Regions from separate parts of the Homo sapiens genome. Here regions 2, 3, 4, 5, 6 and 7 are each linked to region 1. The links are chromatin loops, found by intact Hi-C in ENCODE. Cell type or tissue: endothelial cell of umbilical vein. All regions are shown on one strand. Region 1 has its middle 97 kb from the start of SCARB1. Region 2 has its middle 150 kb from the start of NCOR2. Region 3 overlaps ZNF664-RFLNA (ZNF664-RFLNA readthrough). Region 4 holds the start of LOC124903044 (a long non-coding RNA gene). Region 5 overlaps NCOR2 (nuclear receptor corepressor 2). Region 6 has its middle 110 kb from the start of NCOR2. Region 7 has its middle 59 kb from the start of NCOR2.

Region 1 (4,000 bases):
GATGGTGGTGGTGGTGGTGGTGGTGGCCTGGGCCAGGGCGGAGCAGTGGATGAAGAAGGGACAGATGCGGGGTGTATTTTTAGGGGCTGGAGCTCATAGAACATGGTGCTAAACTGGATGTGGGAAGGGAGGGGTGAGGACGCGTCCAGTGAGACTCTCAAGTGTCTGAGCCTGACGGCCAGGGGGAGGGAGGGGCTGCTTTTTGTTTGTTAGTTTTCATTTGTTTTTGTTTGCTTGTTTGTTGTTTGTTTTCTTTTTTGAGACAGAGTCTCGCTCTGTCGCCCAGGCTGGAGTGCAGTGGTGCAATCTCTACTTACTGCAACTTCCACCTCCTGGGTTCAAGCGATTCTCCTGTCTCAGCCTCACAAGTAGCTGGGATCACAGGCGCCCGCCATCATGCATGGCTGATTTTTGTATTTTTAGTAGAGACGGGATTTCACCATGTTGGCCAGGCTGGTCTCGAACTCCTGACCTTGTGATCTGCCTGCCTCGGCCTCTCAAAGTGTTGGGATTACAGGCATGAGCCACCGCGCCAGGCCATTTTCATTTGTTTTTGAGACAGGGTCTCTGTCACCCAGGCTTGAGTGCAGTCGTGCGATCATAGCTCACTGCAGCCTCGACCTCCTGGGCTCAAGTAATCCTCCTGCCTCAGCCTCCCGAGTAGCTGGGTCTACAGGCACATGCCAGGACACCTGGCTAATTTTTAAATTATTATTATTATTATTATTATTATTATTATTATTATTTTAGAAAGAGAGTCACACTATGTTGCCCAGGGTGGTCTCGAACTCCTGGCCTCAAGCGATCGGCCCACCTCTGCCTCCCAAAGTGCTGAGATTACAAGTGTGAGCCAGAGGGAGGTGCCACTAACTGAGGAGGGAGGCAGGAAGGTGGGGCTGGGAGCAAGTAGGGCCCCGATCCCCCAGTGCAGACCCGGGCTTAGCTCAGCATGGATTGAATGGCTGTGAACTCCCTGTGGGGGCTGCAGAGGGAGGAGTCAGGACACTGAGGTTGTTGTGTCACCCACACCGGATTCATCCCCTATCCCGGTCCACCCACCCCCAGGGCATCTGGAATGTGAGAGGCCAGAGAGAGAAAGCACCACCAGGAATCCCAACGTAGCAACAGCACAAATAACAGCAGCCCCTTTTGATGCTCAGGGGAGCACATGTTTCATGGAGCTATCCAGTGACCTGTACAGCAGGGAGACTTGAGGGGACCATTTCACAGATGGGAAGACGGAGGCTGAGGGGTGAGGCTATATTTGCAAGGTGGATCTTTTTTGTGTGTGTGAGCAATTGGTCGCGCTGTCTCCCTCTTTAGACTTTACGCTGCTGAAGGCAGGCACCGAGTTCTGTGGGGTTCGTGGTCCATGGGCATGCATGCAAATCAGTCTTTGCTGAGTTAATGAATAAATGATCTGGGGTGTAGCGAGGCTGGGGATGTGGTTGCGGGAGGGGAGTTCTGCAGACCTGCCCAGGGCCTGCCAGAGGCTGCACGTGCGGATTGTGGCCGCCAGGGGGCGCTGTGGGTCCAGCCTTCAGGGCGGCCCCAGATTCAGGGAGGCCCCAGCAGCCCGGGTCTCTCTGGCGGTCCCAGGGGCTGGGAAACGTCTGTTGTTTGAGGCTCTGGACATAGCAAAGATAAAAAATGAAAAACTGATGAACTAAGGCTGCAAGAACTATGTTCTCTTGTATGTTTACATGTAAAAATTTAACAGCTTCCATACATGAAATAGTCATGCAATATATTTTTGTGAAGTTACAAGGCTTGCAAAATTCTTAATGAACCATGTCCAGAGAGGGCAGGATTTAGAAAGGGGAAATTATCACAGTTCTTTTAATCTTGGTGGTGTGGGGCTCTAGGACAGTACATTCAAGATCTTCTCCAAAATCTGATTTGTGGTGTTTTTGTGAACTCAGAGTCCAGGCCAAATGGCTGGCTGTGGTCTCCCAGGGATGGGCAATCCTGATCCAAACCTCAGATGCCCAGAAGATATAAAATCTCAACACTGGGCCAGGCGCGGTGGCTCACACCCCTAATCCCGGCACTTTGGGAGGCCGGGGTGGGCAGATCACCTGAGGCCAGGGGTTCAAGACCAGCCTGGCCAACATGGTGAAACCTTGTCTCTACTAAAAATACAAAAATTAGCTGGGCATGGTGGTGAGCACCTGTAATCCCAGATACTGGGTAGGCTGAGGCAGGAGAATCACTGGAACCCGGGAGGTGGAGGTTGCAGTGAGCTGAGATTGTGCCACTGCACTCCAGCCTGTGCGACAGAGTGAGACTCTGTCTCAAAAAAAAGAAAAGAAAAGAAAAAAAAAGAAAATCTCAATGCCGGCCACTCCCAGCCCAGTCAGGCAAGCTCAGCTCTGGCATCCTGGCTTGCTCTCCTGGAACAGACTGTTGCTAGCATTCATTGAATCTTTCTGAGTGCCGTGCACTATTTTAAACCCTTGGCATATGCTCACTTAGTTTTCATCATAACCCAGGCGAGTGCTGTTATCATCATCATCTTCATTTTACAGATGAGGAAACTGAGGCACAGAGAGGCGAGGTCATTGTCCAAGGTCTTATGGCTGGAAAGGATCGGAGTCTGGATATGAATATTGGCCACTGGTTGGGGGGCATACATGCTTATCAGCTACTCTGCATACCTCCTCATTGACTGGGAACCAGAGCTTGCTGTGGGTGCTGGCTGAGGCATCCCACTTTATCTTATCCCTTATCCCAAGTGAAACTCAACTTGGGAACCCAGCTTCAAGAAACATAATTTCCAGGCAAAGGCAATGAATGCACACAGGTCCTGGCTCTAGAGCTTCTGAGGAGCCTGGGAGAGGAAAGGAGGTTGCAAGGCTCATTTCCCCCAAATCCAGTCCCAGCTCCATCTAGAAAGAGGCCCCCCGCATACCAAGCATGTGTCCAATCACTCCAGAAAAGCCCCTGGCAGGGGAGCATCCAGGCTCATTCCAGAGAGGTCAAGAATGGGAGGGGAAGAAGAGGAGTAAGAATAAACATGTCTAAAAATAGTGCTTGGATCTCCGAAACCCACAACAAAACAGGAAAGAGAGGGCAGGAGAACTGGGAGGGAGAAGCCTGGAGGTTTGGCTGAGGGAAGAATAAGGTGCACTGCCCTGGTGGGGGCTGTTTCTCTGACTTTCCTCTCTGAAGTCTTGGGAGCTAGGCTGGATGGAGGGTCTGAGCATAAAGGCCAAATATCTCTGGAGTCATGAGTGTTTCCAGATTTCACAACACGTTTGCCATGAAGCCTTAGCCCTAGCAAACTTCATAGCATTTAGAAGTCCTCGACTGAGGCAGAGGGAGGCTTTTAAGAGGGAGCTTTTTTTTTTCTTCCCCCTTTCAGGAACAGATGTTTGAGCAACATTGGCCATGATGCACATGTTTCTGCAAACCAGATCTCACTTACCTCCTCAGCTTCCATTGCAAAATGGGACTTCCACTCCCCTGGGAAAACATCTCTGCAGATGGACTGGAACAACTTGGCATGGAAGGTATTAAGCCTGAGGCTTGTGGTTGGGCCTGCAGTGGTTTCTCAGAACTGTGCAACACCCTTCTGGTCTCTGGGATTTTCCCTCTGCTTCTATGACCAGCCTCATCTGTTCTTTTCTGGGCCACAGGAATTTCTTCCATTTCAGGGAACAGGGACTCTGAGATTAAACACTGGCATCTCTGGTCATGCACTGTGGTGTGCTTGGCCCTGTGGTCTCTCTGTCTGTGGCAGTAACAGCTGTTTGAGGGAAGGACATAGTTTCCTTCATGATGTCAGCCTTGGAGATTAGGCAGATGGCAGGGTTTGGAAGCTAGAGCTGTGTGCTGAAGAAGATTGGATTCACTGTGTCCCTCAGGCAAGTCACTTTGACCCCTCTGTGCCTGTGTCCACTTCTGTCCAACAGGAATTCTAATTCCTGCCCCATCAATTTCAGATTCTCATGAGGATCATTAAGAAAAACATTTTATGCACTTTCAGTTGAAAATAGTT
Region 2 (4,000 bases), 53 kb after region 1:
TGTCTCTGCAAGAAAGCAGATTGTTCTCTTTGCCGACTCCTGCTGGGATCTTCTCTCTTCCTCTCCTCCCACCTCTTCACAGGCGGAAGCCATAATTATTTCAATGCAACATCCCTGTCATCAGCCAGCACTTTGAGCAGGGGACACAGTCAGCACTGTTTGGGATCCCACACTGTGTGTACACAGTGATTATTCCGGCATCGAGGGCAGATAATGAAACCTGGAGTTGTGTGTCTTGAGACACCTCTGCTCACTACTCACTCTCTAGACACCAAGAAAATTCGACTTCCCGCCACGCCCAGCCGGGCCCTGCAATGGGCTCCCAGCTCCTGTGGGTGCAACATGAGCCTGGTAGCTCCCAGGCAAACGCTGAGCAGCAGGCGAGATCATGGTGGCCGCGGTGGCCACAGTCTGTGAGGTCAGAGCTCCCGTTAGGCGTGGGCTATCTATGGGTTTAATAAGCCAAGGCCTTCAGGGCAGGGCCCACAGAGCAGGAATGTCCTGAGGCTCAATATTCCAGCCATTTGTTCCTGTCTGTTGTCTCTCAAACCAGATCCTCTGCCACTTCTGAAGGTCCCTGCAAAAGAGGCTTCTGCCTCTAACCCTAAGCAGCCAGCCCAAGCCTGCCATGTGGAGAGAAGGGGACAGGGAGGCAGGAGTTGCAATCTGTGCCCCGTGTGCCCCCTGTGCCATCACCCTGTACAATTGTGGCCCAGGCAAAGCTCCTCTCTGTACCTCGGTCCCCTTGTCTCAGGAACAGGATCTCTTTCTTTCTTTCTTTCTTTTTCTTTCTTTCCCTTTCCTTTCCTTTCCTTTCCTTTCCTTTCCTTTCCTTTCCTTTCCTTTCCTTTCCTTTCCTTCCTTTCTTTCTTTCTCTCTTTCTCTCTCTCTTTCTTTCCTTCTTTCTTCCGTCTTTCTTTCTTTGTCTCGGGAACAGGATTTCTTTCTTTCTTTTTTTATTTTATTTATTTATTTTTTTGAGATGGAGTCTCGCTCTTGTTGCCCAGGCTGGAGTGCAGTAGCATGATCTTGGCTCACTGCAAACTCCGCCTCCCGGGTTCAAGTGATTCTCGTGCCTCAGCCTCCTGGGTAGCTGGGATTACAGAAACGCGCCACTACACCCAGCTAATTTTTGTATTTTTAATAGAGACAGGATTTCACCACATCTGCCAGGCTGGTCTCAAACTCCTGATCTCAAGTGATCCACCTGCCTTGGCCTCTCAAAGTGCCGGGATTACAGGTGTGAGCCACCGCGCCCGGCTGAGAACAGGGTTTCGTCTATTTCTCATTAAGTTGCTGATGGCTCCCTTTCAGGATTCACCGCCACAACCAGGCCTCCCTGGCACCTTGTTTTAAATCACAGCCCTCCTGACCTAGATCCAGGGCCCCAGAAGCAGAGCCAGAGAGAGAGGTTTTTACAGGAGAGGGAGGGAGGGCGGCCTCAGCCTGGACCCACGGGGGGCTCTGATATGTGAACTCCACCAGGGTTTGTCCCATCTGTAGCCAGGTGGGTCAGGATGTGTGTGTGTGTGTGTGTGTGTGTGTTTTGTTTTTTGTTTTTTGCATTATTTTTGAGACAGGGTTTCACTCTCTTGCCCAGGCTGGAGTGCAATGGTACCATCACAGCTCACTGCAGCCTCCACCTCCAAGGATCAAGCGATTCTCCTGCCTCAGCCTCCTGAGTAGTTGGGACTACAGGAGTGTACCACTGTGCCTGGCTAATTTTTTTATTTTTTGTAGAGACTAGGTCTCACTATGTTGCCCAGGCTGGTCTTTAACTCCTGGCCTCAAGCAATCTTCCTGCTTTGGCCTCCCAAACTGCCAGGATTACAGGCGTGAGCCACTGCATCCAGCCTTGCTTTATTTTCAATTGTGGTAAAATACACATAACATAAAATGTACCACTTTAGCCATTTTTAAAGGTACAATTCAGTGGTATTAAGGACATTCACAGTGTTGCTTGACCATCACCACTCTCCTGTTCTGAAAGGTTTTCATCACTCCAAGCAGACTCTGTCCCCATTAAGCAATAACTGTCATTCCCGTCCCCCAGCCCCTGGTAAGCGCTAACGTACTGTCTGTCTCTGTGAATCCGCCTGCTCTAGGCACTTTATTTAACCGGAATCATGCATCTGGCTACTTTCACTTAGCATCGTGTCTTCAAAGTTCATTTACGTTAGAGCCTGAGTCAGAATTTCCTTCCTTCCCGCCGCACTTTCATTTTGAATAGACTTTACTTTTCAGAGCAAGTTGAGTTCACAGGAGTGGCATTCCTCTTCACGGCTCAACAATATCCCCTGCATGGAGGCGCCCCTCGTGTTATTTGTCATCTCCTGATGGGCACTTGGGCTGTTCCTACCTTTTGGCCATTGTGACTGGTGCTGCTGTGAATGCCTGTGCACCAGAATCTTTCCTAGTCCTTCCTCTCAGGGGGCCAGGCTTCTGCCCTCCCCTCCGTCCTGCTCCCCGTGTCAGTCTGTTTTGGTCACTGGCTGTGGCCTGGGAGACACTCCCACTTGGATGAAGGCAGTCACCCCCGGCGGTGCTCAGGGTGGAAGGGGGCCAGCAGGGGAATCCGGGTGGTGCCAGGAGTGCCCTGCATCTCCCCGTTCCTCCTGCCTTCCCTGCTTTGCTACCCCCAGTACTTCTCACCTTCTGACACCCCCGGCATGTGCTGACTTCTTGGGCTTCTTGTCTACTTCCCCCTAGAAAGCACCCAAGGCCTGGGGCTGTGCCTGTTTTGTCACGGCTGGACCCACCCTTCCTGATACACAGTCAGGCTCAACAAATATGCATGGGATGAATGACTAGCACGCGCGCACACACGATCTCTTGGAATTCTCGCCGAAACTGTGATGTCACTGCTGCCGTCATCCCCATTCTACAGAGAAGGAAATGGAGGCTCAGGAACGTTGAGTGAATTCCCCAAGGTCACAGAGCTTGCGAGCGGCAGAGCAGAGACAGGGGTGCAGAGCTGCCCCACGCCTAGCACTTCCCAGCCGGAAGGCTTGGCCTGTCTACATGATGAGCTGGACACCTGTCAAACACATGTCACTCACACTAATTCGACTCTGCGTCTTTGGAGAGAGAGAAACTTCGATACCCAGCCAATGGCCAGGCCATTGCGCTCAACTAGTGAGGGTGAGGACCTAAGTGTGCAGTTTCCACAATTGCGTCCCTTCTCTCGTGCCCCTCTTTTTTATAATAAAAAATAATTTTAAATCCCAGCACTTTGGGAGGTTGAGGCAGGCAGATCACTTGAGGTTAGGAGTTTGAGTTCATCCTGGCCAACATGGTGAAACCCCATCTCTACTAAAAATACAAAAATTAGCTGGGCATTGGTGGCGGACGCCTGTAATCTCGCTACTCAGGAGGCTGAGACAGAAGAATCACTTGAACCCGGGAGGCAGACATGGCAGTGAGCTGAGATCGCAACACTGCACTCCAGCCTGGGTGACAGAGTGAGATTCTGTTTCAAAAAAAAATTTTTTTTTTAATTTAATTTTTTAGATACAGGGTCTCACTGTCACCCTGCCTGGAGTGCAGTGGCATGATCGTAGCTCACAGCAGCCTCGAACTCCTGGGTTCAAGCTATCCTCAGCCTCTCAAGTAGCTGGGACCACAGGTTTGTGCCGCTATGCCCAGCTAATTAATTAATTTTTTTTTGTAGGGACAGGGGTCTCACTATGTTGCCCAGGCTGGTCTTGAACTCCTGGCCTCAAGTGATCTTCCCACCTGTCAGCCTCCCAAAGTGCTGGGACTACAGGCTTGAGCTACCGCACCCAGCTAATTCACGCCCCTCTTAATGCGAGCATCTCAACACGCTGACGGAGACCCTAGCTGCCAAAGTTACACATTGAGAAAAAATCTACGTGCTGGGCGAGGTGGCTCACGCCTGTAAGCCTAGCACTTTGGGAGGCCGAGGAAGGTGGATCACCTGAGGCCAGGAGTACTAGACCAGCCTGGCCAACATGGCAAAACCCCATCTCTATTAGAAATA
Region 3 (4,000 bases), 710 kb after region 1:
ATTTTGTTTAACAAACCATTTATTAAACACCGACTGTATGTGATGCACTGTGCTAGGTTCTAGGGATGGGAGGGAGGGCAAGATAGATGAGGTCCTTTTCATGGTACAAATAGTGAAGCTTGGATGGCTGGCCTCAAACAAGCGATATCCGTAAATGTGGTGCGTGTCCTAATAACAGCACATTCGGCAGAATGAGACTCAGGGAAGAGGTCCCACATTTTCACTGGTCAAAACCTATTCATCTGTCCTAAGAGACACCACTTGCTATAACAAACCACCCCAGCAGCTCAGTGGCTGAATTCTATCTTCTCTTACATCATAGTGTGATGTGGGTTGGGTAGCTCTCCTGGACAGCTCTTTTCAACAAGCACTCAAGGATACTGGCTTCTACCACTTATCTTAAACATGTGGGCTCTGTGTGGAAGAGAAAGGGAAAGCTTGGATGGCCACACAAGGGGTGTTACAGTCAGACATGGAAGTGGCATATTTCTTTTTTTCTTTTTTCTTTTTTTTTTTGAGACAGAGTTTCACTCTTATTGCCCAGGCTGGAGTGCAATGGCGCAATCTCAGCTCACTGCAACCTCCGCCTCCCAGGTTCAAGCAATTCTCCTGCCTCAGCCTCCCGAGTAGCTGGGATTACAGGCATGTGCCACCACGGCCGGCTAATTTCGTATTTTTAGTAGAGATGCGGTTTCTCCATGTTGATCAGGCTGTTTCGAACTCCCGACATCAGGTGATCCACCTGCCTCAGCCTCCCAAAGTGCTGGGATTACAGGTGTGAGCCACCGCGCCTGGCCGGAAGTGGCATATTTCACTTCCACCACTTCTGACTGGCTCTATCGCATGGCCCAGCCACGTGACTCTAACCTCATTGCAACACAGGCCCGGGAAGAGAAAATGGGATGGGTGGGCATCCGGCCCGTCCCTGCAGTGTCATCTTTCAAGGTCTGCCTCCAGTGCCACCAGCTCCACGGAATGGGAGATATCCCGTCCCCTGAAGGAAGGTCCCTCCCTCTTCTCACTTGCTCTGCACTTTACTGGTGACTGTGATGGGCTTCACTTTCTGTTTTGGCCATTTGTGAGTCTGTCTGTCCCCTCCTAATTAGATGGAACCCTCTTGAGGGCAGAGATCCTGTCTAAGTCGCCTTAGCGTCTCCCATAGTATCTGCCACGCTCACGGATGGTGGGCAGCCCACATGTTTATGTGCTGAATTGAGGATGGCAAACCGCCATCACTGGTTTGAACCGTAGAGTAAAAGTTGAAATGTTCTTTTCCCATTTCTTCTCTCAGGCCACCCTGAGACCAATTCTCATTCTAAAAATAATTGCAGTGTCTTTTAAAGGGGAGATTTCTATGTGCCTATAAAATCCCACCATTGACATTTATACCTATGTTCCGTTTCTTTCTACAATTCATTATATTTTTCCACTCTTTACTTCTAGCGAATGGAAAGTGGGTTTAAAAATAGACCAGTGTATTACAGGAAAATTCTCGATCCTAGAAAAAACAGAGAGGGCCACTTCAAAGGAAGTGAGTGGAGCTGCTCTCCTGCGGGCTTGGAGGTTGAAGGACCTTTGTTTCTCATGCGTTGTGCTTGACTGCCCCCTTGCTGGTACGCAGCAATCACGGCCTGTTCTAGCAGAGAGAGGGGGGTTTTGAAGAAATAAGCTTCCCCGGAACTGCGTCCTGAAGCTGTCTGCACGGAAATATGTACAAAGGGAAAAGGAGGAGAAAGAAATGTGGAACAGATCTAGTTGATTCTCAGTTGGCATATCACAGGGAACGTTTTCTATCCCATTTCCCTGTTCAGCGCGAGAGGTGGGGGTTTTTCCTCTCTCCTTGCTGTCGCCTGCCTTTATTTTTCTGAGAGGCTTTTTCTGTTCACTTTACTCTCGTCCTGTTAAGCTGCCTCCCTCCACTCTCTCCTTGAAGCCAAAGACTCAATTCCACTCTGCCTCCTAGAGTTATGAAGACCTTGATTTTTTTTTTTTTTTTTTTAGACAGGGTCTCACTGTGTTGCCCAGGCTGGAGTGCAGTGGTGCAATCTTGGCTCACTGCAGCCTCAACCTCCCAAGTCCAAGCCAACCTCCCACCTCAACCTCCTGAGTATCTGGGACCACAGGCACGCACCACCACGCCTGGCTAATTTTTGTATTTTTTGTAGAGATGGGCTTTGCCATGTTGCCAGTTCAAGTTCAGGCTGGTGTTGAACTCCTGAGCTCAAGCCTGCCTCAGCCTCTCCCAAAGTGCTGGGATTATAGGAATGAGCTCCCCGCCCGGCCGAGACCTTCCTTGACTTTTAGAGCTGAAAAAAGACTAATCAGCAGCTTGTAGGGCTTTTTCATTTTATGGAGGGGGCATCCTGGTAATTCGTCTCTTCTTTTGTAGTTCAGAGAGCTTCCATTGGGGATTTTCAACTAAAATGCAGGACTGCAGAATCCAATTTGTGAAAAGGCTCTTAACCAGGACCTGGGAGGAGATTTTGGAGCTTGAAGGTTCCTTTCTAAGCTCAGGTTAATATATATAGGACTGAAAGCACCTCCGGAGCAGTGAGGTGTCTGGGGTCCAGACACAGGGAGATGGCGCAGGGGCACCCAGCACACGTTTCCACGTGCCCTTTCCCTTTCATCTTCTCCTCCACTAAAGACAAGGTAGGGCTGATATTTTCTTTCACTTAAAAGAAAACAGAATCCCGGGCGCGGTGGCTCAAGCCTGTAATCCCAGCACTTTGGGAGGCCGAGGCGGGTGGATCACGAGGTCAGGAGATCGAGACCATCCTAGCTAACACGGTGAAACCCCGTCTCTACTAAAAATACAAAAAATTAGCCGGGTGCGGTGGCGGGCGCCTATAGTCCCAGCTACTCAGGAGGCTGAGGCAGGAGAATGGCGTGAACCCGGGAGGCGGAGCTTGCAGTGAGCCGAGATTGCGCCACTGCACTCCAGCCTGGGCGACAGAACGAGACTCCGTCTCAAAAAAAAAAAAAAAAAAAAAGAAAAAGAAAACAGAATCTGTGGCCCTCAATCCATCATGGTAGCGCCGGGCTGGGAGCCGTCCTTTGACACGTTCATCTGGGGTGTTGGGGACTCAGGAGACAAAACGACTTCCCCCGCCTGTTATGGAAATCCCAACAACCCCTGGAGATATGAATGCCTCTTGGGAGGGGAAAATCATACCGAAGGATCAATTTGATTTCTTCATCACCAGAAAATTAGATCCCTGATGACTTGGTGTGAGTGTCCTGGAGACTCTTCGTCTGCACCTCTCCCACAGCCCAAGCTAAAGCCACCTCCCCATCCCTCAAAACCTGTCGTTTCATGGAAGCAAACAGATTTAGCAAGAGTTTTTTCAGTCCTCACTAAATGTTTTTTTCTAAACAGTCACTTTACTAGGAAGTGAAATACTAATGTCTTCACCTAACTCAACCACCTGGACCAAAGAGTAACTGAGTGAAGCCATTTCCCGAGAGATGGGAGGCAGCCTTCCTTCCATCTGCAGCATGTATTCAGACACAGACTTACAGGTCACATTTCCACAACGTCTACAAAAGCCCCAGAGGAAAGAATTAACGGGGAAAACAAGTGTTTAATTCTTCAAGTTAAGAACAACCACACACACACACATACACACACAGGCCTACGGGAAAAAACACGCATTATGCCTAAACCATTAGATAAACACCACTTCCTCTTCCAGTTATTTGAAATCCAAAAGATCTAATTATTGGATTTTCTTGCATTAGCCTGACTCCTTAAAGGAAGGAGCCAAATAAATAAAACTGAATTCACAGACCCCAAATCATTTGCGCTGTATTAAAATCTTCAGAAGTTGAAGGTGAAGGCCAAGTTTATGAATACAAATTGCTCCTATAACGTGAGGAATAAAATAACGTGTTTTAACTGTGGAAACTGAGGCATAAAGCGTAGTACAGACCTAAGAATAAACACAGGGTTGGGCGCGGTGGCTCACACCTGTAATCCCAGCACTTTGGGAGGCCGAGG
Region 4 (4,000 bases), 340 kb after region 1:
AAAAAAATCTCATAAGGTTTTTTTTTCCTTTTTTTCTTTCTTCTTTTCAAGACAGAGTTTCGTTCTGTTGCCCAGGCTGGAGTACAATGGCACAATCTCTGCTCACTGCAAGCTCTGCCTCCCGGGTTCACGCCATTCTCCTGCCTCAGCCTCCCGAGTAGCTGGGACTACAGGCGGCCACCACCATGCCTGGCTAATTTTTTGTATTTTTAGTAGAGATGGGGTTTCACCATGTTAGCCAGGATGGTCTCGATCTCCTGACCTCGTGATCCGCCCGTCTCGGCCTCCCAAAGTGCTGAGATTATAGGCGTGAGCCACCACGCCTGGCCAAAAATCTCATAAGGGTTAAAGAAAGTTTACGAATTTGTATTGGGCCGCATTTAAAGCCGTCCTGGGCTGCATGTGGCCTGTGGGTTGGACAAGCTTGCTCTAATCACTTGCACGTAGAGGGCTGGGTTCCCTGCCCAGGACATAGAGCACCTCCTCAGGACCTCAGAGCTCTGGGAGGCAGGAGAGTGGGAAACTGAGGTGTGGACGGAGGCCTCTGTGCTTGGCCAGGAGGGGACGCAGGGAAGAGACTTTGTCACTGCCCGACGTTCACCCGGCAGGCTACTGAGCTGCCTTGGGGAAGACCCTGCCTCCGGACAAGAGCTTCCTCCAAAGCAATGACACTCCTTCCCCAGTGCCCTGGGCTTTGGTCCAGGGTTGTGGCCCCAAAGAGGTGCCAGGCAGGACCTAAGGGATGGGGTGACTCTGGGTCCCCGGCAGGGGTGAGTGGACCCGCAAGTGCAGATACCGAACTCAGAAAGGACACAGTGGCTATCCAGGAGGGTCTTTGGTGGAAAACATTTTTTAAGAGTAGCTTTTGATTATGGAAATGTTGAAACGTCCATAAGAATAGAGGGGTGGGGTAATGAGCCCTGGAGTGCCCACAGCACCGAGTGAGTGGTCCTTCACAGGAAACAGCGCTTGGTTCCTGAGCAGGAATACTCGGTTACTTAATGGCTCGTGCCTGCAGCCTCACCATAGCAGGCACGATCTTTCTACGTCAAATCAAAGTCTCCGTCGAATGCTTCTTACAGTTTTGAACGAGGGAGGTGATGGTGGGACGGTCACGGGTGTTAAGAATTACTGAATTACTGTTGCGTTTGAGATTCACGTTCCCCCTGGTAGGCATGATGTTTTAGTGTATGTATTTTTTCTGAAATACAAAAAAAAAGGTGTTCTGGGAGACTTTCTGCGGCTTCAGCCTTTCGGAAGATCTCATGTGGCTCTGCAGGTCTGATAATGTCACCCTCTGTTAATTCAGTAACCGAAGGGTGGGGGACCCAGGCTGGGCTGCTATCTGCCGGCCCGTGGGGCTGGCGTAACTTCCATCCTGTGTGAGCCGCAACTTGGCCACTTGCATGCCTCAAGGACTGTGGGCTTGGTTTGAGGTCTCATGTGCAGAGGAATTGATAGCACTCGGGGCTTTGAAAATCACCTACTGACGGCATGGGGCTCCACCACGTGCTGGCCATGTGACCATTCCCCCTCTGAACCTCAATTTCCTCGTCTGTAAAATGGGTATAGCGACAGGGCCTCCCTTGTGAGGTATGCAGGGCATAGGAAACTTCTAATAAACGTCTTCCAGGGGTGCAAGTGAGGTATTGAGGGAGGGGAACAGGGGACCTAGGAGATTCCCAAGTTTGATTCCTGGTCTCTTGGGAGCCCCCACTGTGCCTGGGGAAACCCCGTGGGAGGGGTTTGCAGGGAAGGAAATGTCACTGGGACAAGGAGAGGGAGCGGAGAGGAAAGGACTCTCCCTACCTGGAAGAGAAGGGCCTTAGGATGGCTCCGGCCTTGCCAGCCGCCCGAGGTGGGATCCCAGGCCAGGGAAGCCTGCCATTCCTCACTGCGCCGCTTCCACCGGGAAGAGAGCAGAGACTGTTCAGGATCCTCGGATGTCTGGCTGGGAAGCAGGCGCGGGGCCTGCTGGCCTCCTGCCCAGCCATCTGGAGGGCCAGGCAGGTCGGGCACTGGTGCTCACTCAGCCTCCCTCCGTGGGAGCCCACAGTCCAGCCTCACTAGCAGCCAGCCGCTGCTCTCCCTGCGAAGGCTGTGGGGCTGTGGCACGTCGCCGGGACGCCTGGGCCTGGGGCCAGGGACTCCACCCAGCACCCCTGGGGTGGAGCAGGCCTTGACCCACATCCCCGCCCCCACCATGCTCCCGCTCCTTTGGCCCTCACATTTCAGCCTGGGCCCAGTGGTTTCCCAGTAATTCTCCTGGCTACGCAGGAAGCCAGTTGGGACAGTGCCAGCGACCCGCCACCGCCCTCCGACTTAAGTCCATGCTTGCCGCCTCCTTGGCTGGCCAGCCCCCTCCTGCTGCCCCACGGGCACTCAGAGCCTCTGCTCCCAGCTCTTCTGGGGAGGCCCAGCAGCCTGGTGAGCTATGACCCCACTGGTGGGGCCCTGCCATGTTCCCAAGCAGACCCTGTGTGGGCTGGGTGAGGCCCTGCTTCCCAGATCCAGCTGGAGAGAGAAACAAAAGTGGATTTTAAAGGGGGGGGAACCCCACCAAAGAGCTGCATGTCGTGTCCTCATTTTTCCTGGAAGCCGCCTCCAGCAGGACAAACAAATATATTTTCAAAGGCGCTAAAGCCAGTGACTCACTCCAAGGAACGCCCTCTCTTACCCCTGGGTCCCCACCCCTCCCGTCTGCCGCAGCAGCCCTTCCCACACCCCCCTGGGCTTAATTGCTCCAAGTGGGGCGGTGCCCGCCAGGCCCGGCCAGTGGGGATGGCAGGCGCCTGGGAGCCGATCGGCTGCCCCGCAGGAAAGCCCCCCTCGGCCAGGTCTCACGCCCACCCTTCTCGTCCCGCAGGTTCATGCAGCATCCCAAGAACTTTGGCCTGATCGCATCATTCCTGGAGAGGAAGGTGAGTCGCTGCCCGCCCCATACCCCTTCGGTCTCCACCTCCGTGGGCAACTGCGTGGACTCAGGGTGGAGGCCCTCCCTCCTTGCCCACAAGGCCCTGGCCTGCCTGGCCCCTTGCTCCAGCTGCCATGCTCCCCTCCTCCCTCCCTCCCTTCCTTCCATCTGGGAGATAGATCAGTGCAGGCCCCGCCCTGGCCTCCTGGGCCCATGGAGGAGGAGCCTCAGGTTGCTGAGCACCTGGGAATCCCGAGAACCCCAGGGAGAGCTGCACGGCCAGGCTTCCTGGAGCCCCGTGTGCCCGACGGGTCTCCTGCCAGCTCCTCAAAGGCCACGTGGAGCGTCCTTGCAAACTGGGGGTGGATTCTGGAAGCACTACGTGCCTGGCATCCCAGTGAAGTTTTCGTAGGCAGGAGTGGCGTGCCTCAAAGGGACTGGAGGGACCAGCTTTTCTAGGTCCCTCTGAGGGTCACTGACTGCTTTCTGACACCTCTAATGCCAAACCAGACGTGTGGCCTGCAAGTCCCCATCTTCTTTGGACAAACCTTTGTGTGGACCTGAGGCCTAAAGCCCACTTTGTGTCAAGCCCAGGCCCGGAGCAGCTCCAGGTGGCCGGTAGACACAAAGTGTCCCCAGAGAATGGTAAAGCCGTTGTTTTGCACCCACAAGGCTGGTTGGACTGTGCCTGGAGAGGCTGCAGGTGGGAGAAGGTGGCTGGATGAGGCTGCATGTTGGACGTGGCCCCTGGGCCTTCCCCCAGCATCTTGGGGTCAGAGGAGAAAGGCTGCCGTCCGTGTGTCTTAAGCAGCATTCCCCTGAATCACGTTTCTCAGAGATGGGGACCTGCCCACCCCAGCTTGGTGGACACCCTGCTCGGGCTTCCTGGTTGTAGGAGGGAGGCCAGGAGGATGAGGCACTTATTTTAAAGGACAGCTGTTCCCAGCGCCTGCCCCTCATGAGCTGATAACCGTAGAAGGAGAGAGACCGAGCAGAGTGGGGAAAAATCTCTCCATGCCTGAAAAACCAGTGTGGAGAAACAAGCCCTATAAATAGCCCATCTTCTGAGTGACGACGTCTCCCTCA
Region 5 (4,000 bases), 250 kb after region 1:
CGTCAAAGCTCTGCTCAGCAGACGGGCTCCAGGAAGCGGCCTGTCGGCAGATTTTGGCCAGGGGATGCTTTTTCGAAGTATGGAGGGGTGGTCGCCGTCGAAGGCTTGCGTGATGGGGAGTTCTTTTGCTGAGCAGATAACCAGACACTGGCTTATTCTGAATATGAGTTTGGTTTTGGCCACAGGCTCTGTCTGGGGGCTGCTGCCTGTGGCTGTTTCTGGTGTTTGATGATTTGTGGTCTTCATTAAGTCACTCAACAAACAATTTGCTGCGGAGTGTCTGGCGGGGAAGACACAGGAAGCAGAACGAGTGGCCGTGAAGAGACATGCCCAGTGTCAAACCTGCCCATAGCACACAGTCGCTCTGAGGGGGTGGGAGGAGTTACCGTGGATTCCAGGGCCAGCCTTTGGCGAAGGTCTGGATGCAGGTCTGTGTCCAAAACAAACAAAAATGAACAGAAGGAGGTGGTGAGGCCTGACTCGGCCGCTCTCAGGCACCGCTTCCTGGTGGTGTTTGCATGGGGCCAGTTTGGCCTGGGTGTCATGGTCCCGCCTGGTCTTGGCGACGGTCTGGGCGGGAAGATGGTGCTGGATCTTTGGGCTAAAAATATGCCCGTGCCTTCCTGTGCCTCAGTTTCCCTACCTATAAAAGAAGGCGTAAGAGTAGCAGAATCCCACCTTTGGCTTTGGGGCAGGTCTACGGAAACCCCCCAGGGGTGTTTCCTGGGGAAGGCTAGAGGGCCAGCTGTTCACAGGAGACATCTGGCTTCCAGGGGCCTCCGCAGCCACTATGCTCATCCCCTCGTGGCCAGTCTGGGCCCCCTGCCAGTCCAGTGGCCACGGGCCCCTGTCACAGGCAAATCTGGTCTTAGTCCTGAAACCCTCCTGTGACTCCTTGTGGCTGAATTACCACGTGGATAGCGGAGACAAGCCAGGCTTGCCCAGTTCAAGTCCCAGCTCAGCCACTAGCTGTTGACCTTGGGCAAGTCACCTACCCTCTCTGGGCCAGCCTCCTGCTCTGTCTGTGTGTGGCGGCTCAGGGGCATACCTGCCTATGCCGCGGTGGTGTGAGGCCAGCTGGTGAACCAGGGGACCCGCTTAGCACAGTGCTGGGCACACAGTCCGAGCTGCTGGGCTCGGTGTGTGTGGCCACTGTTATTGTTATTAATATTATTACTCTCAAGATGCTCCTGAGAGTAAAAAGGATGACAATGTTATTGCTGGAGTTGAAGGCCAGGCCCAGAGTCCATCTGACCACTTCCCCTCCACTCCTATTAGCTCCCTGACCTCATCGTCAAACTCTCCCCGCCTCGCCCCTGCGCCCCGGCCACACCAGCCTTCTCTCTGCTTTGACAACACACCCGCGTGGTCCAGCCTCCAGACCTTCACATCTGCCATGCTTCTGCCAGGGGTGCCTTCCTCACATCTGCACCCCCAGACCCTTGTCATCATGTGGGCTGCTGTCCAGGGACACATTCTTAGGCCCAACTCTTGGCTGCTAGGGGCAGGGAAGTGAATCTGGAGACCCTGGTGGAGCCTCCTCTGCCTCCTGGGAGCTCCAGCAGCTTCCTCTGGCGCCTCATCTCTGCTTTCCAGAGCACTTGGAGAAGCAGAGCTCAGCCTGCCCCTTCTACGGATGGAAAGTTGACACCCAGAGAAGCTCAGACTTGTCTCTGAGTCACACAGCTAATTGCAGCCAAGGTTCAGACTCCTGGCTGACTACCAAGCCATCATTGTTGGCCTGTGTGTGTGTGTGTGTGTGTGTGTGTGTGTGTGTGTGTGTGTATTATTTGGCCACGTCTTCTTTTCTAGGCCTGTCACCGAGATGACCCCAGATCAGAATGCCAGTGTGAGGGGGTCACGCTTTCTTTTCCTAGGATTAAAAGGAGGACAGAAATATTTGCAAGGGAGAGCCTGCTCCTCTGGCCATCTGGCCCTCGGGACAGAGGACGGGGGAGGGATGGGCCGAGGCCTGGGTTCGGAACCAGGCCGGAGCCAAGGCGCCAGAGCTACGCTCAGGTTGGAGGTGCAGGTGCGGCTCGAAGCTGGACAGTCCGGGCTGGGAGGAAGCGGGTTAAAGTGGGAGAAGCGGGGCTGGAGCTCTCTTTCGCCTGCCAGCGAGCGAAGAGCCGAGCTATAAAAAGGCCTCACAGTGTTTCAGCTCCCGAGTGTCGGCTGGAAGCCCGCCAGGGTTACCATGGCGATGAGGAATTATTACTTACTGCCAAGGCTGGGAGAAAAAGCTCGTACTTTTGGCTTCCAAACAAGAGGAGTGGACTTATGTAATTCCCTGTGTTTATAGGCCCAGAGTGGCAGAGGCGAGAACGGATCGCTGGAGGCCCGACGTCTCGTTCACGGCCCAGCCGTGGGGTCAGGCGGCCCCGCACTTGTCGCCGGTGGGCCTTGGCCTGCCCGGGTTTGGGGGGCATCGGGCTGGGAGCCTGGGGGGCCTGGCCTGGCCCTGCAGGGCCTCCAGGGCCGGGATGGGAGTCGTAGTCTCGCGGGAAGGTGAGGCCGCCCTCTGGGGCCGCCCCTCTGCGGGTGTCATCCTGGAGGAAGGATGGGTCTGATGTTGGCTGTGGTGTGCCTCCTGGAAGCCGGCAGCACAGCCTGTGTGTGTGGACTCTGCTGGCCCGCTGGCTGGCACTTTTTTTCTTTTTCTTTTTTTTTCTTGTGAGAGAGTTACTTCAAGTTGTGTTTGGAGCTGACGTGAGCGAGGTTGGTCATGTGCTCGGGTAAGAGAAGTCGCCGGGCTTGGAGTGGGCAGGGAGGTGCAGTGTGGCTGGGTCACCCCGGCCGGGGGAGGTGGGCGCAGACTGGGGTGGGGGGCTGTGGCCTGCAGGCTCTATGCAGGGGCGCTGATTGGGGGCCGAGGAATTCATCTGGAAAGAGCCCCAGTTCTGTCGCTGGAGGTGGTGGCCAGGGCTGGGGGCTGAGTGGCCGGCCGCAGGTCAGCCAATGGGGGCAGCTGGACCCTCCCCTGGCAGCGCAGTGTTGTCGGCCCTGAGCTCAGCGGGATGGTGGGCAGGGCTGTCTCATCGGACGAAGTTGCTGCAGTCACGGAAAAGAGCGCTCGGAGGCGCTGGCCGGGCAGGCCGGGGTGAGGCTTCTTGGCCGGCCCGCGTGGGAGGGGACCCGGGTGGGCACTGTGCTCCTCTCCTTGGTGCACATCCGGCGTCCCTGGGGGGGAGCATGGCGAGCCTTGGGGGCTCAGGGGGCTTCTGTTCCCGGAGTTGACTTCAGGAGGGCATGTGATCGTGGGCGCTCCCGAGGCTCTGCCCTGGGGCTCCGCGGTGGGCTCAGGCAGGGGAGAGCCAGGTGCAGGCAGCGCTGCAGCCCGGCCCCGGCGCCCGGCTCCCCACCGAGGTGGCGCTTGGCTCGGTGCCCATGTCTGGTTTGAAATCAGCGCCACCGGCCCAGGCTTGCCCAGGGACTTGGCAGCGAGGAGCCGGGATAAACACTGGAAAGTTGGAAGGGCTTCCCGAGCTCACAAGGAGCCTTTAGTTGCAAACCGGGGGGATGAGGGAGTGATTTGTCCTGAGGTCTGGGTGCGCCGCGGCCATAGGGAGGTGGCGGGAATGGCTCCTGGGGACCTCTGAGCCCAGGCTGGGGAAGGGAGGGGGCTGGGCTTCCAGGCAATGTTGCTCCTTTGCCACAGACCTGGGTTTGAGTCCTGGCTCCGTCCTCTCTATGCTGTGTGACCTTGGGCGTGTTGCCTCCCCTTTGCAGACCTCAGTTTCCTCGTCTGTAAAATGGGGCACAGTGGGGTCTACACAAGCATGGGACTGACGGGAGAAGGAGCTGCAGTTTTAGGGGGAACGCGGGGCAGACTGCCTGGGTTCCTGTCCTGGTTGGACACTTCCTGGCTGTGTGACCTTGGGCAAGTCACTTACTGTCTCTGAGCCTCAGTTTTCCCATCTGGCAAATGGAAGTTGCATCTTTCCCCACCTCATAGGCTGTATGGCTTAAGGGAGTGAATGAAACCTGCCTTCTAGCTCAT
Region 6 (4,000 bases), 85 kb after region 1:
AGAGGGTTGCTGTGGGCCCCACAAAGTTTGGGAAGTACGGGCGCCCAGCCTCGTTGACTGTGCTTATCATCTGTGCAATGGGGACAGCCTCAGGGGGCAAGGATCTCTCTCCAAAAGACATTTTGGAATTTCTCACAGCCAGTGCATGTGGATTACATGAGTACATTTTTAATAAGGAAAAAAAAAAGAAAGTTAAGGATGCTATTTCTGAAGGGAAAATATGCAGGAAGTTTTTAAGACCCTGACTCCTCACACACCCCCTCAGGGGCCGGCTTGCAGTTTAGAAGTGAGCACACGTGGGTAGCTCAGCTCTGCGGAGGAGGCTGTGGTCAGAGGCAGCTGCCTGGCGGAGGCTGGAAGGGCCCCTGGACATTTATCAAGGCCAGGATGGGGAGACATGCTGCTCCCGACCCCAGAGGCCCCACTCATGTTACCTGGCGGCTTTGAGACAGAAGTTCCTCAGCAAAGCAGGCTCCTTCCTGCCTGGCATTATGAGCAGAGATTAAGCACTCTGTTGACACACAAAGAAACAGCCCCATCTGTAAAATTCCGCAGCAGGGCGAGGCTTGTCAGGCCTTTAATACAGGGGCCTGGAGGCTCCTGAGTGTTTACTAAGAGCTCAGCCTGATGGGGATGGAGGAGAGGACTCTCTCAGTTCAGTAGCATGTTTTTACTGCGCACCTACTGTGTGCCCGGCACCATTCTAGACACTCAGGACGTGGCAGGTAGATAAATAAATGAACATGAGGATTGGAGGCAGTTGTGAGTTCTACGCAGTTGTTAAAATTGTTTGATTTGATAGAAAGTGAGGAGGTGAGGGGGTGGGGCTTACCTCTGAAGAGGTAACATCATCTGTACAGAAATCGAAATCGAGTTAGAGAACCAGCCATGGGCTTGTGTGTGGGGAGGAGCCTTCCAGCAGAGGGCACAGCAGGTGCAAATGCCCTGGGGCCGTAGTGGGCTTGGCATGGAGCTGGAAACTAGAGGTTTAGGAGGAAAACGGTGGGAACAAGGTTGGTAAGGAGGGTGGGCTAGATCACGCTGGGCCTTGTCAGTCGCTGTAGGGAATCTGGATTTCCGGCATTTACTTCCTCGTACACCGAGCACGTGAGTTTTAAGCACCAGTTATGTGCAAAGCAAGGAAGTTTGCTCAGGGTGCACTTGCTGGGCATTTATTAATTTCACTGAGAAGACGGTGCTTCTGTTCATGCGGCCAGTGCAGGAGCTGGGCCCACCTGTCACTTGGCCACAGCTGGGGAGCACAGGCCCGGAGCAGGGTTTGGAGATGAGAAGTGGGCTGAGCCCCAGTGCTGGGCTCAGGGTACCGAATGTTAGAAGGCAAGCCCTCTCAGGGTGCCAGTGCAGAGGGGCACCTGGGATGCCTGACATGCCTCACCCAGTGCCAGACCTGCTGAGGGCACTCACGGTTCAACCCGGGAGGCCCAGGAGCAGCTCAGGCCTGGTGGGAGATGAGGGGTAGAGATGACCTCCCTGAGCCAGCCTGAGGCCAGCTATGTTCATGAAGCTTCCAGCGTGCTGTTTCCCAGGAGGGCAGCTCTGGGAGCCTGAGAAGGCAGGGAAGCTGGAGCTGCCCCTCCCCCAGCCCTGTCCTTCCCAAAAGCACAAGCACGTATGTCGCAGTTCACCCATGTGTGGTGTGTGTTGGGACTACTCACAGGTCACAGGTGGGGTTGTGTTTCCCGAAAACACATGTCCGGGTCCTAACCCCTGGCAGCTGTGGATGTGACTTTATTTGGAAATAGGATCTTTGCAGATGTGATCAAGCTGAGATGAGGTCATCAGGGTGGACTCGCGTCCAAGATGACTGAAGCCCTCACAGGAAAAGGGGAGATACGCACAAACAACGTGGAGGCAGAGGAAAGGCTGGAGTGACCGATCTGCAAAGCCAGGAAGGCCAAGGGTCGCAAGAGCCACCAGGAGCTGGAAGAGGCAGGGAAGAATCCTGCCCCAGGGGCTTTGGAGGGAGCAGGGCCCTGCTGGCACCTGGATTGCAGGCTTCTGGCCTCCAGACCTGTGGTTTTAAGCCACCCGCTTCGTGGTACCTTGTTACAACAGCCTGAGAAGCAAACGCGCTGCATTTAGTGGGTGACGTTCCCTGGGGGTCTGGTTAGGATGCAGGTTCTGATTTCATAGGTCTGGGGTGGGACCCAAGACCTGGCTCCCATGCCCGGCGGATGCTGCTGGCCTGGGGGCTACGCTTTGAGTAGCAAAGCTTTGAAGGACGACTGGCAGCGGCCAGGCCAGCCCCCACCCCCACTTCTATGGGGCTCACAGACTGTCATAGTGTTCATTCATCCCTCAGGGGAAATGACTCAATCCGGGTCAGGGGTAGATCCCGGTTAGTCTAGCCAGGGGTCAGCAAACTCTTTCTCTGTAAAGGGTTGAGTCACTCTTCTAGGCTTCTTGGGCGTCTCTGCGGTAACTCCTCAGTTCTGCTTTTGTCACACAAAAGCAACCACAGACGATATTAAAAAAAAGGGTGTGCAGCTTGGGAGGCTGAGGCAGGAGGATCGCTTGAGCCCAGGAGTTCAAGACCAGCCTTGGTAACATAGCAAGATCCTCATCTCTACAAAAAAATTAAAAATTAGCTGGGCATGGTTGTTTGTGCCTGTAATCCCAGCCACTCAGGACGCTGAGGCAGGAGAATCGCTTGAACATACGAGGCAGAGGTTGCAGTGAGCCAAGATCACGCCACTGCCCTCCAGCCTGGCAAAAGAGCGAGACTCAATCTCAAAAAAAAAAAAAAAAAAAAAAAGGATGTGGCTGGGCACCAATCAATCTTTATTTACAAAAACAAACAGGCTTGGGGCCCGTGAACCACCGTTTGCTGACCCTGGGCTAAGCGTCATGGCCACCCCATCCCCCTTCCTAGATATTCACGTGGCCTAACCCTAGCCACTGTGGCGTGGAGGGGACTGTGCTGGGGGATTTACAGGGAATGCTTACCTGCTCTTACCTATTTATTTATTTTTTTCTAAGATAGGGTCTCCCCAGTAGCTGGGACTACAGGTATGTGGCACCATTCCTGGCTAATTTTTGTATCGCTTTTGGTAGAGAGGGGTTTCGCCATGTTGCCCAGATTGATCTTGAACTTCTGGGTTCAAGCGATCCATCCTTCTTGGCCTCCCAAAGTGCTGGGATTACAGGTCTGAGCCACCATGCCCAGCCTACCTGCTTTTAAAAAAGAGAGAACCAGGCAGGGTGCGGGGGCTCACGCCTGTAATCCCAGCACTTTGGGAGGTTGAGCTGAGCGCATTGCCTGAGGTCAGAAGTTCGAGTCCAGTCTGGGCAACATGGTGAAACCCCCCCCTCTACTAAAAATATAAAAATTAGCTGGGCGTGGTGGTGCACACCTGTAATCCCAGCTACTCAGGAGGCTGAGGCAGGAGAAGGCAGGGAGGCTGAGGAGGTGGAGGTTGCCGTGAGCCGAGATTGAGCCACTGCCCTCCAGCCTGGGCGACAGAGCAAGACTCTGTCTCAAAAACAAAACAAAACAAAACAAAACAGACAAACAAACAAAAAACAAAAAGGGGGGAAGAGATGGCTGCCTTATCTTTGACTGCACTCTGTCTTGTTGGGATGTGATGACCAGATCTGCTGCAGCCATCTTGAGGCCATGAAGGGAGTCCCAACACTGAGGGGTGGCAGAAGAGAGAGGAGGAAGCGCCTGGTGCAGATGCCACCAATGAGCTGCTGAGTCACCCAGCCCTGCAGCTCCTTTGCTCCGGGACCTCCTCTCATGGGGAGAATCCATGTTCATCATGAAAGCAGTTGGAATTGGGATTTTTCTCTAACTTGCTACCCCAGGCATCCTGAATGCTACAACCTGCTCCGGGTGCCCCAGGCCCTGGAGCCGCTCATGGCCTCCTGTGCAAGTCAGCACCCTCTCCTCCGGGCCCTGCACGCAGCCACCACGCCGCAAGGGCAGTGAAAAGCTGACCTGGAGCCTAGACATTTGGATCCCTGCCCCAAGCCCTGT
Region 7 (4,000 bases), 140 kb after region 1:
TGAAAGGCTGCATGCTATGATTCCAACTATGTGACATTCTGGAAAAGGCAAAACTATAGAGACAGTAGAAAGATCAGTGGCTGCCAGGGGACTGAGGAGAGGGAAAGAGGGATGAAAAGATGGAGGCCAGGGGACTTTTAGGGCAGTGAATCTCTGCATGATGCTACAATGGGGACTACGTCATGGTACATTTCTTTTTCTTTTTCTTTCTTTTTTTCTTTTTTTCTTTTTTTTTTTTTGAGACAGACGCTCACTCTGTTGCCCAGGCTGGAGTGCAGTGGCGTGGTCCCAGCTCATTGCAACCTCTGCCTCCTGGGTTCAAGTGATTCTCTTGCCTCAGCCTCCCGAGTAGCTGGAATTACAGGTGCCCGCCACCACACCCAGCTAAGTTTTGTATTTTTAGTAGAGAAGGGGTTTCACTATGTTGGTCAAGCAGGTTTCGAACTCCTGACCTCGTGATCTGCCCGCCTCGGCCTCCCAAAGTGCTGGGATTACAGGTGTGAGCCACTGCGCCCGGCCGGTACGGTTCTTAAAACCTATAGAACCCTACAACTCCAAGAGTGACCCCCAATGTAAACTAGGGACTATAGTTCATAGTGCTGTGTCAATATTGATTCCTTAATTGTAACAAGTGTACCACACGAATGCAAGATATGAATAACAGGGGAAACTGTGTACCGGGTTGGGGGGGTGGGAATTGAGTGTGTGTGCATGTGGAATTCTCTATACTGTCTACTCAATTTTTCTGTAAACAAAAAACTGTATTTTAAAAAGTCTATTTATTATTTTTTAAAATACAAAAACAAAAGTAAAAACCATTCTTGGCCTGCAGGTCCTACAAACCAGGCAACAGGCCAGATCTGGCCCCGGGAGGCCTGTATTTTGCTGAGCCCTGTGCAAAGGGAAGGAAGCCAGGCCTAGAGAGTTCACAGCACAGGATTCCATCAAGAGCAAACTCCTGAAAAGACAAAGCACCCCTCACATTGTCAGGCCAATCGATTGGCTGGGAAAGCAGCTTTGGGATGAGGGAAGAGTCCTCTGTGTCGATGGGGGTGATGGCTGCATGATACAGTTTCATCAGAAGTCCCATGGCTGGGTGCGGTGGCTCATGCCTGTGATTTCAATGCCTTGGGAGCCTGAGGTGGGAGGATTGCGTTAGCCCAAAAGTTTGAGACCAGCCTGGGCAACACAGCAAGATCCCATCTCTAAAAAAAAAAAAAATTTAAATTAGCTGAGTATGGTGGTGCACATCTGCACTGCCAGCTGCTTGGGAGGCTGGGAGGCTGAGGCGGGAGGATTGCTTTAGCTGAGGCGTTCGAGGCTGCAGTGAGTTATGATGGTGTCACTGTACTCCAGCCTGGGCCACAGCGTGAGACCCTGTCTCTAAAAACATATGTACTTAAGATTTTTAAAAAAGTCTTTGAATTGTATATTTAAAATGTCTACACTTCATTAAAACATGTCACAGGCTCCCACCCAACCCCCTACCCTGCTCCCGCCGACCAATTGTCAGCTTCTGGAGGTCCTGAGGTGAGGGCTCTGCCTGTGCCTTCCAGAGGAGAACAGAGGAGAGCTGTGTGCCCATCTACTGAGTGCATGAAATGAAATGAAGCCAGCAGGGCGGGGTGGATGGAACGGGGCTGGACCAGGCTCCCCCAGAGATTTCTGAGCTGGAACTTGCTGGATGAGTCAGGCACGTCAGGAGCAGAAGAGGAAAGGGCCAGGGCAAAGGCTGGGCTGGAGGAAAGGGCTGTGGCTTTGAGGAAGCAGCTGGGTGTGCCCCGGGGTGGGAAGGTCAGCGGGGCCTGGGCCCCTGGGGGTGGGGCCGTGTGTGGTCACAGACCTATTGTATTTAGTATCCACCCTGCAGGCTGGCTCTTACCCGCTGGCTGCTCGAGGTGGTGGCCTCTGGCCCTTGGGGGGTGCCGAGGTCGGAGGGAGCAGCCTCCAAGTCCAGGAGACAGGCTTTGGGGCAACCTGACCCCAGTGAAGGACTTGTCCCCACCCATCCCAGAGGAGGAGGAGTGTGGAGGGCAGAAGTTTGCCAACCGAGGCAAGAGCGGGTTCAGAAGCTTTCTGTAAAGGAGGGCATTTGGATGACGTGTGGATTTCCTATTGCTGCTGAACAAATCACCACAAACATAGAGGCTTAAAGCAACACAATATTGTTATCTCCCCGTTCTGGAGGGCAGAAGGTCCCAGTGGAGCTTATGGAGATGAGGTCAGGGCACTGGCAGGGCTGGTTCCTTCTGGAGGGTCCAGAGGAGGCTTCATTCCTTTCCTCTTGCAACTTCTAGAGGCTGCCACACTCCTTGGCTGGTGGCGGAATTGCCCTGACCTCTGTTTCCACCATCTCTTCTTCTTCTCTTCCACCTTCTCCTACTCTAACCCTCCTGCCTCCCTCTTATAAGATCTTTGCGATGACAATGGGCCCCTTGATCATCCAAGATAATCTCCCTATCGCAAAATCCATAACTTCATCCCCTCTGCAGGAGCCCCTTCACCATGGATTGAATTGTATTTCCCACCCCAAACTCACATCCTAAAGCTCTCACGCCCCAGTATCTCACAATGGGACTGTATTCGAGGACCGAGTCTCTAAAGAGGTGATTAGGTTAAAATGGGTTCGTTAGGTTGAGCCCTAATCCAATAGGCCTGGTGTCCTTTTTTTTTTTTTGAGTCAAGGTCTCACTCCATGGCCCAGCCTGGAGTGCAGTGGCACCATCAGAACTCACTGCAGCCTTGAACTCCTGGGTTCAAGCAATCCTCCTACCTCAGCCTCCTGAATAGCTGGGGACTATAAGCACACACTACCACATCTAATTTTAAAAAAAAATTTAAAGAGATGGGATCTTGCTATGTTATCCAGGCTAGTCTTGAACTTTTGGGCTCAAGTGATCCTCCCACTTCAGCCTCCCAAAGTGCTGGGATTACAGGCATGTGCCATCATGCCCTGCTTTGATGTCCTTATAAGAAGAGGAGATTAGGGCATGGCCATACCCAGAAAAGCCCGTGTGAAGACACAGGGAGAAGACAGCCATCTGCAAGCCAAGGAGAGAGGCCTTGGAGTGAACCAACCCTGCTGACACCTTGATCTTAGACCTCTAGACTCAGAAGGCGTTTCGGTTGTTTAGCATTCCCCGCCTGCTCTAACCCCAACCCCTGTCTGCGGTGCTTTGTCACGGTGGCCCTGGCAGTGCACTGCACCGTGGATGGTAACATGTTCTCAGGTTCTGGGGAGTGGGATGTGGATATCTTTGCGGGGCTGTTAGTCTGCCTACCACAGGTGGGTTCTGTGAAGGTGAGTGCCCCTCCCTCCTAGTGCCCCAGGGGAAAATGGCAGAGCCGGGCAGGGCCGGGGGGTGGGGAGGGAGGAACAACTGGCTGAGGCCTTGGGGATGCTGGAGCCAGGTAGCAGCCACTGTGCCTTTGCAGACCATCACAGGGCTGTTCATCAATGTTCCAGTTCTCCTTTTCCAGGCACTTCCCGACCCTTGGTGGGTAGGGGGCACTGCATGAGTGTGAGTGGAAGTGATGGATCCAGGCTGGGCACACACTGGCCAGTGCAAGACTTTCCAGAGCTCTCTTTCCTTCTGTCACAGTGGCCAGTGATGTTCCAGCAGGTGGCTGGGTCCTGCTGTGAGGACAACATGGAGCAGAGCCCAGGCTTACCTACAATGGACATGCAGTGTGAGTGACAAGAAACCTCTGTGTGCTGAGCTGTTGAAATCGCCAGGTTGTTTGTTACCACAGTATAACCTGGCCTATCCTGACCATTGCAGGCTCCCTTGCCTACACTTGGTAAGGGATTGCCTCCAAGAACCACATCAGCGTGGACCATGAGCGTAGGCAGATGAGGTGCATGCGAACTGCTTAGCCAGCAGCTGCCACAGTGGAAGGTCTATGTCATTGCTGCTGCTGCATGCTCGTTGTGGCTGTGATTGTCATCAGCAAAGACCAGCAACAACAAAAGGCCACAGAAGCCCTTACCATACATTCT

The links. Hi-C counts contacts between places; a loop is a spot of excess contacts. Peaks named below come from ENCODE experiments on the same cell type or tissue, not always from the same donor. Only the 100,000 strongest peaks of a DNase experiment are listed, where the experiment ranks them.
Region 2: it touches region 1 in a loop (5-fold over the local background); 11 of 110 quality-filtered maps call a loop at or near these places.
Region 3: it touches region 1 in a loop (8-fold over the local background); 48 of 110 quality-filtered maps call a loop at or near these places.
Region 4: a loop joins it to region 1, with 4 times the contacts of the local background. A loop is called at or near these places in 5 of 110 quality-filtered maps.
Region 5: it touches region 1 in a loop (3.0-fold over the local background); 30 of 110 quality-filtered maps call a loop at or near these places.
Region 6: it touches region 1 in a loop (4-fold over the local background); 35 of 110 quality-filtered maps call a loop at or near these places.
Region 7: it touches region 1 in a loop (4-fold over the local background); 6 of 110 quality-filtered maps call a loop at or near these places.

The regions. Positions count from the first base shown.
Region 1 is chr12:124,764,685-124,768,684 of GRCh38, reverse strand. No RefSeq gene overlaps it. Among named protein-coding and RNA genes, the nearest start is that of SCARB1, 97 kb to the left of the region's middle. In endothelial cell of umbilical vein, a CTCF peak has its summit at 1,508 (motif pointing right); a DNase peak (open chromatin) is centred at 1,554.
Region 2 is chr12:124,712,031-124,716,030 of GRCh38, reverse strand. No RefSeq gene overlaps it. Among named protein-coding and RNA genes, the nearest start is that of NCOR2, 150 kb to the right of the region's middle. RefSeq lists enhancers at 1,900-2,544, 2,545-3,190. In endothelial cell of umbilical vein, no CTCF peak of the experiment used is centred here; DNase peaks (open chromatin) are centred at 2,210 and 2,790; H3K27ac peaks cover 1,989 bases.
Region 3 is chr12:124,051,651-124,055,650 of GRCh38, reverse strand. The region is part of intron 2 of ZNF664-RFLNA (ZNF664-RFLNA readthrough); the gene reads right to left. Among named protein-coding and RNA genes, the nearest start is that of ZNF664-RFLNA, 80 kb to the right of the region's middle. In endothelial cell of umbilical vein, a CTCF peak has its summit at 1,613; a DNase peak (open chromatin) is centred at 1,590; H3K27ac peaks cover 357 bases.
Region 4 is chr12:124,421,422-124,425,421 of GRCh38, reverse strand. It overlaps NCOR2 (nuclear receptor corepressor 2), which reads left to right. Exons shown (of 49, transcript NM_006312.6): 14 at 2,867-2,921. LOC124903044 (a long non-coding RNA gene) reads right to left here and starts at 2,110. Exons shown (of 2, transcript XR_007063508.1): 1 at 1,810-2,110; 2 at 835-1,201. RefSeq lists an enhancer at 2,505-2,799. In endothelial cell of umbilical vein, no CTCF peak of the experiment used is centred here; DNase peaks (open chromatin) are centred at 2,001, 2,271 and 2,581; H3K27ac peaks cover 2,319 bases.
Region 5 is chr12:124,516,875-124,520,874 of GRCh38, reverse strand. All of the region lies in intron 2 of NCOR2 (nuclear receptor corepressor 2), which reads left to right. Among named protein-coding and RNA genes, the nearest start is that of NCOR2, 49 kb to the left of the region's middle. In endothelial cell of umbilical vein, no CTCF peak of the experiment used is centred here; DNase peaks (open chromatin) are centred at 404, 1,684, 2,204 and 3,424; H3K4me3 peaks cover 971 bases; H3K27ac peaks cover 4,000 bases.
Region 6 is chr12:124,679,904-124,683,903 of GRCh38, reverse strand. No RefSeq gene overlaps it. Among named protein-coding and RNA genes, the nearest start is that of NCOR2, 110 kb to the right of the region's middle. RefSeq lists enhancers at 2,223-2,292, 2,483-2,552. In endothelial cell of umbilical vein, a CTCF peak has its summit at 2,358; DNase peaks (open chromatin) are centred at 1,783 and 2,343; H3K27ac peaks cover 2,430 bases.
Region 7 is chr12:124,624,215-124,628,214 of GRCh38, reverse strand. No RefSeq gene overlaps it. Among named protein-coding and RNA genes, the nearest start is that of NCOR2, 59 kb to the right of the region's middle. In endothelial cell of umbilical vein, no CTCF peak of the experiment used is centred here; DNase peaks (open chromatin) are centred at 894, 1,724 and 2,144; H3K27ac peaks cover 1,906 bases.